Regions from separate parts of the Homo sapiens genome. Here region 2 is linked to region 1. A link is an interaction called in ENCODE POLR2A ChIA-PET data of the cell type or tissue named here. Cell type or tissue: GM12878. All regions are shown on one strand.

Region 1 (5,000 bases):
CCGTTTGGATCCTCAAAATAAAAAAGAGATGCTTAAGCAACCTTGGATGGAAAAAAAAGCATTGAAGAATTTGCCAGCCAAAGTAGCTGTGTACTGAACCCAACTGAGGCAGATCAGGCCCAGAGCAGTGTTCTGAGAACTGTGTAGCTGTCTGTGGTCTGCTAGGGGGAACTGAGTACAGGTTGTTTAATTAATTATATGTCCCAGTTACTGGCACATTCACATCCTTGGGTAGGCATTCTATTTCAAGGCTTTTGCTCTTGCTGTTTCCCCTGCCTGAAGTGCTCTTTCCTCAGATACTCACATTGCTTACTCTCCCCACTCTTTCAGTCTTTTTTCAGACATCCTTTTAGTGAGACCTTCTATTGCCATTCGATTTATTTTTATTTATTTATTTATTTTGAGACGGGGTCTCACTCTCTCACCCATGCTGGAGTGTAATGGCACCATCTTGGATCATTGCAACCTTTGCCACCCAGGCTCAAACAGTCCTCCTACCTCAGCCTCCCAAGTAGCTAGGACTACAGCCACACGTCACCACACCTGGCTAATATTTTTTGTAGAGACAAGGTCACGTTATGTTGCCCAGGCTGGTCTCGAACTCCTAGGCTCAAGCGATTCTCCCACCTCAGACTCCCAAAGTGCTGGGATTACAGGCAAGAGCCACTGTGCCTGGCCCCTGCCACTCAAAATAGCATCCTGTCTACCTTCCAGACTTTACTTTTCTCCTTAGCACTTATCACTATAAAATATGCTATATATTTTACATATTTATCTTGTCTGTTGTATATGTTTGCAGTATATACATACTGCTAGCATTTAAGTTCCACAAAGGCAAGAATTTTTGTCTATTTTATTCACAGTTATAGCCCCAGTGGCTAGAACTGTGGCTGGAATATATAGTAGACACTCATATTTGTTTGACTCTACAACAACAAATGAGATTCTCATTTTTTGGGGGCTGTGGTTACTATTGTTTTAAATAACACATTCTTTTTGCTACAAATGTAAATGTTGTCTTTAGTATATTTATGAGCTCTTTAGGAGCTGGACCACTTATACCCCCTATATGTACAGGTAAAGCAAGTCTCAGAAACTTAAAAAAATGCTATCATCACCTGCTTTTGACAGTTTAATAGAGTGTAAACATTAAAGACAATTTAAGAAAATTAAAAATCATCCATAATGTTATAACCATAATACAAATATTGTTTTATTTTTGTTTCCTTTTATTCTGTATTTATGTGCATTTTTACAGTTATAACGTACATGTTTTGTTATTTTCATTTAAAGCATACCTCTTTCCTATATTTCCCTGTACATGACCTTCATAACTATACTTTTAAAGAAATACGTAAATATTCCTCTGTGTGACAATATCTTAGTTTATTTTCCTGTTAGCTATTGAGGATCTAGACTGTCTCTGGAATTTTTATGGATTATACTGGTGTATTTTTGCAAGTGAACATTTTCATCTCTGCTGAATAACTTCCTTGGAATAAATTGCCAGAAGTAGGATTAATGAATGGAGGCTTATGAATTTCCTTAGTGTTTGTGGAAACTGTGGGCATTCTTAAACTACACAGGTTGATGTATTACTTTTCATGAGTTGTGCCAATTTGCAGTACTATGAATGAATGCTGACTTAATTACCTACTCATCATTAGGGGATATTTAAATTTTTTTCTACTTTACGGATGCAAAATAGTCTTGAAAGATTATTTTAATTTGCACGTATTTTATAATTTGCAAAAATGAACATTTTTTTGTGCAGCTACTTGATCTTTATTATGGAGGTAGTTTGGCATAGTGTTAAAGAATAGTCTTTAGAGTCAGATGTAGGTTCAATTTTTCCTTTGGCCGTTTGTCAGATCTGTGACCTTGGTCAATTTACTTAACCTCTTTGAACCTCAGTAGAACAGGGATAGTAGTATTTACTCACTCACTCAGCAGTTAAGTGAGGATTAATGGAGAAAACGTTTTAACCCAGTGCTCAGTAAATAAAAGGTAGCTCTCATTTCTATGCTTGCTAAAAGAAAACTAAAAGGACAACAAAACATACCTTTGTTAGCTTCTTAAAAACTCCCGAGCCTTCCTAATTTCCTCAGATACACCCATGAAAATCTCCCAAAGGAAGCCTTTTTCAATTGATAGAATCATTTACTTTCAGAGTTGGAAAGTATCTTAAGTTAGTTTTATGTGACATGGTTTTAGGTTTCTGTATTTTTTCAGTTGCTGCTTCCTGAATATGACAGTCTTTATTTCTCCACCTTTTAAAGAGGCATTGCTAAATGGAATTCGGCATTCAAAGTGTCTTCTCACTGGCACACTAGCAGAGAACTGTGACCTACCTTGTCCTAAGCTTTCATTAAAGATCCTAAGATGTTAAGCTTTCATTAAAATAGCATGAAGTTACATTCATTTTTATGACTCTCAAATATTTTTCACTTGTATTTAGCTTTCACAATGGTTTTCCCTTCTTTCCCCCTCCTCACCTTGATGTGTTTGATTTTTTTTTTTTTGAGATGGAGTCCTGCTCTGTCACCCAGGCTGGAGTGCAGTGGTGCAATTTTGGCTTACCGCAACCTCCGACTCCCGGGTTCAAGTGATTATCTTGCCTCACCCTCCCGAGTAGCTGGGATTACAGGCACCCGCCACCACACCCAGCTAATTTTTTTGTATTTTTAGGAGAAATGGGGTTTCGCCATGTTGGCCAGGCTGGTCTTGAACTCCTGACCTCAGGTGATCTGCCTACCTCGGCCTCCCAAAGTGCTGGGATTACAGGTGAGAGCTACCGCGCCCAGCCTGAATTTTTTTTTTTTTTTTTTTTTTTAAACCTGGGTGCAGGTCTTTATACTTATTTTTGGTTGGGCACATTACTTCTTCCCTCTGAAACTTTTTGATCTGCACAATTAATTACTATTCCTTCTGTATGTTTTCCTAACAAACTTAAAAAACTGATTGGACAGGACTGAGTATAGAACAGTATGTTTACACCACTATAATCTTTCTATTAATTGACACCCTTTGGTTATTGTATTGGCTCTCATTTTTAACTTACCAGCATCTTTTCACACATTTCCTTCTGGTAGTAGACCTGGCATTCTGACAGTATCCATAACCTGATGCATACTGGGCCAGAGTCCTCTTTTGGGATGTTTCTGCTGGAGCTGGTGTGGGGAAGGGTCTTTCTTTCCTGTCACAGAGGTGTGAAGGTAGACCCTAGAACTGTATTAGCCTTGGTCTCTTACATGGAAAGGGCAGAAACCCTGATTTTGTTTATCATCAAATGCTTTGTAGCATAGTGAACAAAATTTACAAAAATTTCGTGGTCCCTTTCAAAGAAAAGAATGACCTTAGTCTGACATAGTTTTTTGGTGAATTCATATTTTCTCCTAAAAGTTACCACTTCCTTCTAAGTACCCATGCCATACTGCCCATTTAGATAAGTAAGTTGTAACTTTTTTCCTAGGATCAACATCACACTCATCCATGACCTGATGAATATCACCTTCTAATCTGTTTCAATGTAATATGAACTTGAATTATGAAGGAGAAAGATAGGATCTTCCTACATTTTCTTTGGAATTTTATCTGCTAAATTAAGTAAAATTTTACGGGAAATGGTATTTCACTATGTTGACCAGGCTAGTCTCGAATTTCTGGTCTCCAAGCGATCGCCTGCCTTGTTCTCCCAAAAGTATCAGGATTACAGGCATGAGCCACTGTGCTCGACCCTATTAGTTCTTTTGGAAAGATTTTTATGTAACTGTTGTTTAAAATGGCATTTATATTATTTCTACATAAAATTAGGCATCAGGCCCTTGCTTAAAAACATGGCTTTCATCATAACATTCTTTTTAAGAGTAAGTCACTTTTGTTTTAGGCATCTCTGTCAAGAATATAGCCTTCTATAAAGTTAAGGATAAAATTCTTTGGATAACTGCTATTTATGTAATACAGTGGAACTATTATAAATATTAAGATGGTTTGAAGCCTTCTTAGGTAAAATAGGAGTATGCTAAAAGGTGTTTTGTTTTTTTTTTTATTTTTTATTTTTTTGCCACAAGATTGAGAAATGGAAAAGTGTTTTTTTAAACACACCTTTCTTATCAGTTTGCTAGATTAGCAGGCCCGAGTGAATGCAGTTAAGTTAATAAAGTATAAAATTGAAAATAAAGCTCATCAAAGCATAATCAGCTAGTTTGATATCTGTAAATAGATGTAGCCGTCTCACCACTATAATGGTACTATAATAATTGACATAAAAGTGGATTATATGATTTACTCTATGCTTAAATTATTTGGACTTTAATATTTTATTAATACATTTATTGGCATTAAAAAGCACTGTGTAGAATGAGGCAACTGCTCTAGGTAAATAATAATTTAGTCAACATGTTATGTTTATAATGTATCATTGCATGTCACTATTTTAAAAATATTTATACAGCTTCTTAAATGTATGAAGTAAGCAATGTGAGACATAGTACGATATGGTTTGGCTGTGTTGTAGGAGGGACTGGTGGGAGGTAATTGAATCATGGGGGCAGGTCTTTCCCATGCTGTTCTCGTGATAGTGAACGGTTTTTTAAAGAGGAGTTCTCCTGTACAAGCTCTTTTTGCCTGCCGCCATCCACATAAGATGTGACTTGCTCCTCTTTGCCTTCCACCAGCATTGTGAGGCCTCCTCAGCCATGTGGAACTGTGAGTCCAATTGAACCTTTTTTTTTTGTAAAGTGCCCAGTCTCGGGTATGTCTTTATCAGCAGGATGAAAACAGACTAATACAGCAAATTAGTACAAGTAGAGTGGGGCATTGCTCAAAAGATACCTGAAAATGTGGAAGTGACTTTGAAACTGGGTAACAGGCAGAGGTTGGAACAATTTGGATGGCTCAGAAGAAGATAGGAAAATGTGGGAAATTTGGAACTCCCTAGAGACTTGCTGAATGGCTTTGACAAAAATGCTGATAGTGATATGAGCAATAAGGTCCAGGCT
Region 2 (5,000 bases), 92 kb after region 1:
TTTCCCCCTTCCCTCTTTCCTTTCTTCTCTTCTTTCCTTCTTTTCCTTCCTAAATGATATAGAAATTTTAGGTAAAAGCAAGGATTTGAGAAAAATTGGAATAATGGTAAAGGTGCCTTGTTCCACAAAATACATACCTGATTAAGGACCTTTTTTTGCCAGATACTGAGCTAAGTGTCATGAGGGATGCAAATTAATTACAGTTTTTACCTTCAAGAACTTTAGGATGTAGATGATAGTCTACAAGTGATAAAATGAAGAGCATAGGATTTGAAGTCAGAGAGCCTGGGTTCAGGCACCAAAGTTTCTAGCCTCAGTTGCTTCCTTTGTATAATGAAGTTATTGAGCCTTACCTTCCTATCTCTTAGATTACCATGAAAATTAGACAGGTAGCCTATATGAAAGTACTTAATAAAATTCAGTGAAATTCTATATAACTGTGTGACTTTTAAAGATAGCTTTTATTATTTTATGGCATATTATAACTTGTCAATTTTTCATGAACTGAGCAGGAAATTGAATAACTAGAAATCAAAGGCATTTAAAATATAGCCAAGCCTTTATGTTTTCTCGGAAGTTCATAAGTATTATAGCCATAGGACATTGAGAGGAATTGAGAGCATTTGGGTTTCACCCTTCCTCTTCTTTTGGAGGTATAGACAAGTAGCAAAATAATCATCACGCCAGTGATCATGTGAAGGAGGGGAACACAACTAGAATGTGAGGGGCCAGGATAGCTAAGAAATAGTAATACAGAAAATGGAAACTCAGAAAGCTTTCTGAAAATAAGCCACTAAATAAAAACAGAAGGCTTTGTAACTGCTGTTGTGTCTTCAGAGGTTAGGATATATCGGCAGTTTTTATAGCTCTTTTTCCCCTCTACTAAATTAAAAACAAATAAAAAGCCTTAAGCTGGAGATTTCAAGCTGATTAGGAAATCAGGCTACAGGAAACAATACTGACTGACCTATGGAACAGTCTTGCATTTAGCACAGTTTAACCTACTGGTAGCTGAGATCCTTGGTCATGGAGTTACGGAAGCATTCTGATTTGTGGGATGCTTATAGATTTAGCTCCCTTAAAATAATGAGGAAGTCTGTATTTTACTTTTCATAAAAGACAGTACTATATTCACTCTTAGTTACTGACTTTTTTTCCCCCTTCTTTCCCATAGTACTACCTGCATATGGATGGCAGAGGCAACTATGAATTCAAACAGATAACAGAAGATACAGTTGAGTTTGGCTCTTAGAGAAATCTGGAGAACTATACCTGCTTCAGTGAAATAATTACAGAATATACTTAGAAAGGCAAAGTACATTGTAAAATAAAGTTGAGCTTAGTTTTTTTTAAAAAAAAAAACAAAGCAACAAATTAACTAGATACAGAATAATGGAGAACAAGTTGTTAAAACATTTAATATTATATAGGATATTGCTAATTGTGTATATGTTGGTTTAATTAATAATATGTACTAAGAATGTCCTTATTCTTGTGGTTAAAAACCTGCCTAAATTAAATTGGGCTTCAATCACTGTAACCTGATTCATCCTGGGATGTAAACCATTCGAAGTCAGCTAATTGGACTTTTATGGCTCTATCTTTTCCTTCAGTGAAGAACCCTATTTAAAACTGGGTCATCATTTGTCCTGTTCTAGCAAGATAGTCTTCAGTTTCATTTTCCTGTGCCCTGTGGTAGTTGGAAACAAATCATAATGTATTATTTAAATGTTTAACATCATTGCATAACAGCGTTTATTATACAGTGGCAGATTTCTTTAGCTGCCACAGTAATACTCATTCCTTGTGTGTGTCTTGGAGTGCATTTGACTCCAGGAAAAGCCATTTTGGTTTTCCTTAACTAAATGATAAATGTACCCCTCTCAGTCTGCAGTATTGAGTTGTTTAAAGTATATGTGCAGTCTTGCTTACAAGGAGGGGTTACCATGTATCACACCTAATCTTCCCAATGTTTGGGATATTAAAACACAAAGTCCTTAACATGCCAGGCTCAAGGTCTTATAAGAGTTCTAGATTTTTAAGAGAATTAGACAAATTTGTGTGTGTTAGAAGCCCATTCATTAGAAGTGTGGTGGTTATTTGGTATTAAACTCCAAATGAGCCATAGGAAGGCACTACATGAAATAATGCACTGAGTATGCAATGCTATCACTGTCTTTGACTGTGATTTTATGTTTAAAAAGTATGTTCTAAAATTATTATATATACATGGGTGAATTATGTTTCCGAGGCACTGTTTTATCTCTGTGAATCTTGAATAACTTTTTTATATTTGGGTTATGATGTCAAACGATCCTAAGCGAAGATGATTTCAGTTCATCAAATCATCATTAATGACTTTATGTATTATTTGCACAGGGAGAATTGAAACTGAGTATAATCAATAAGCTAGATACGAAATCAGTTTCTCAAACTGAGCTTCAGAAAGGGGCATTTTGTACTCTTGTTTTTGCATAACTGGTTTTGTTTTTTTGCAGAATTAACTATAACAATCACTGGCTACCGAAGTAAACTGATGTACTGAATTCCATAATACATAACATTCAATTTTTACCACTTCTGTTTAGCGAACTTGTATACTTATTTTCTGTTCAGATTAAAAAAAAAAAAAAAAAACTCAGATATCCTATACAACCTTTGCTTGTTCTTTTTATTCTGGTATCTAAATACTGAGAAGTTCATTTATAATTCAGCCTTGACTTGAAAACATAGATAGTTTAATCTTGACTTGAAAAACACAAAAATAAATTCAGAAAATGCTTTTAGCACAGTGTCTCTTTTTTAAAGTTTTGCCAAGTGTGGTTTTTAATTGAATGAATTTCTCTTTTAGAAAAGTTCAGTAAAATCTGTGTACCTGACAAATGCTACCAAACAGCCAGGAGACCTTAAAAGATACTATTCGTCTTGGAAAAGATTTTAAGGCATGGGAAAGTTTCAGATTTTCAGATTTCTGGGTTACCTTAAACCTACTCGTAGAAGTATTCTCCTAGCTGCCTTATAATTGCTTTTGTTATGATTCTTGCCATCAAAACAACAACAACAACAATTTGGGCTTTTTTTCTTAATTATTTTCTTTTTTATGTAACAAATATTACAGTGCCTCACCATTTGAGGCACAGAGGAAGATCCTTCTGGAGAATCACATTAACATAATAGTGGTTCTTCGAAGACCCACAGTAAAGAAATCCATTGGTTCAAAAACATGATTGACCACGGAACATCTTTTTCTACATAATTCCTATTAACACCTTCCAGAAACTGCAGTGGGAAATGGTAGTTTAATCCGAAGAATAAACCAAAGAATAAGAACTTTCATCCATGAGCACCACGCTGCATGCCAAGACATATCACCGTGTTCTCATAATAAGTTTTTACTTTTTATATAATGAGAAAATAAGTATGAAACAGCAATGGTAGTTTGTTTTGCATTAATAGAATAAAATATATCTAGCATTTGTCTCTTTCTCCCCTTTCTGAATGATTAACATTTGGCTTAAAACCGGTGATATGATAGCATCTGGCATTACTTTATGTAAAGTTTTAACTTTTAAATTTGGTGTTTAAAATCATAATTTGTGCTGAGAAGCAGAATGAATTTTCTTCTAACAGATGGACTTTGACATTGTTAGCTGCAGGAAGCTGTCTCTTTTTTTTTAAACCTACATTAGTGATTTTTCCTTTGTGAAGAATTGGAATGTTCTGACCATTTCCATATACATAACATATGCATGTCACTTTAAGAAAGTGCCAAAAAAACTGAAAAGCAATCCCCTCCAAACCTTAGGAGCAACGATTTTAAACTCTTCTAGTTGGTGTAATTGCATTTCATTTTTTTAAACAATATGCCTTTATAGCCATTTCTTGATTTATCAATTTTAGACATTCCCTACCACCTTTGTTTCTGCCACATCCCCTCATGTAGTTAAATCATTTTTTAAATTTGTAAACATTTTATTGTAGTATATGTACAAAAACATTGATAAATTTATAAGAAAGCATACACACTGGTAACCACACCCAAACACCAAATGAAATAGAACATTGTTACAGCACTAAAGGCTCCTTCTTGTTCTCTTCCAATTATTAGCTCCTGACTTCTATCACATAAATTGGTTTTGCCTGTTTCTGGACTTTATATATATTAGATACCCTTCTGTGTATGGCTTCTTTCCCTCAGTATTGTGAGGCTGATTGATCCATGGTAAGTGTGACCATAATTCCTTCACTTTCATTGCTGTATAATGGTTAATTGCAGACCATCCCTGACTTAACAGAGGGTTCACCTTACAAGTTTTCAGCTTTATGATGGGTTTACCTGGATGTTAAATGCATTTTTTGACTTAACGTATTTTTGACTTACTGTGAGTTTATTGCGATGCAGCTCCATTGTAAGACCAGCAGCATCTCTATATTGAATAGGCTATGTATTCCTCTTCCCATTGATGGGCATTGGGTTGTTTTCTGTTTGGAGCTGTTAGGAACACTTCATAGAAACACTCTTATGCATGTCTTTGGGTGCACATGTGTGTGCATTTCTGGAGTGGAATGTGTTCAGCTTTGGCACTGCCAAAGTTGTTCAGTTTTTACACTGCCACCATAAGTGTGTAAGAATTCTGGTCTTCTTAGTCCTTGCAAAGATTTGGTATTCCCAGTGTTCTTTTTTTAATTTTTATTTTTACTTAATGTATCTTCAGCCATCATTGTGGTTTCATTTTGCATTTCCCTGATGACTAATGAGGTTGAACTCATTTAATGTTTATTGGCTATCTAGATGTCCTCTTTTTTGAGGTGCCTATTTAGTCTCTGGGCCCTCTTTTAAATAATGTTCTATTCCAGATATTCTATATTCTGGATATGAATCTTTTATTAGATAACTATTCTAATATCAGACAAATTAGACTTTAAGACAGTGAGCATTTCTGGAAATAAAGAGGGACATTTCGTAATGATAAAGGTCAGTCAAGCAGTGTAACATTTCT

The links. Peaks named below come from ENCODE experiments on the same cell type or tissue, not always from the same donor. Only the 100,000 strongest peaks of a DNase experiment are listed, where the experiment ranks them.
Region 2: POLR2A ChIA-PET joins it to region 1 with 11 read pairs; 2 of 35 experiments call an interaction of 5 or more read pairs at or near these places.

The regions. Positions count from the first base shown.
Region 1 is chr1:94,424,039-94,429,038 of GRCh38, forward strand. All of the region lies in intron 1 of ABCD3 (ATP binding cassette subfamily D member 3), which reads left to right. Among named protein-coding and RNA genes, the nearest start is that of ABCD3, 8.2 kb to the left of the region's middle. In GM12878, no CTCF peak of the experiment used is centred here; no DNase peak of the experiment used is centred here; H3K4me3 peaks cover 916 bases; H3K27ac peaks cover 296 bases.
Region 2 is chr1:94,515,878-94,520,877 of GRCh38, forward strand. It overlaps ABCD3 (ATP binding cassette subfamily D member 3), which reads left to right. Exons shown (of 23, transcript NM_002858.4): 23 at 1,175-2,786. The coding sequence ends at 1,252. Among named protein-coding and RNA genes, the nearest start is that of F3, 23 kb to the right of the region's middle. In GM12878, no CTCF peak of the experiment used is centred here; no DNase peak of the experiment used is centred here.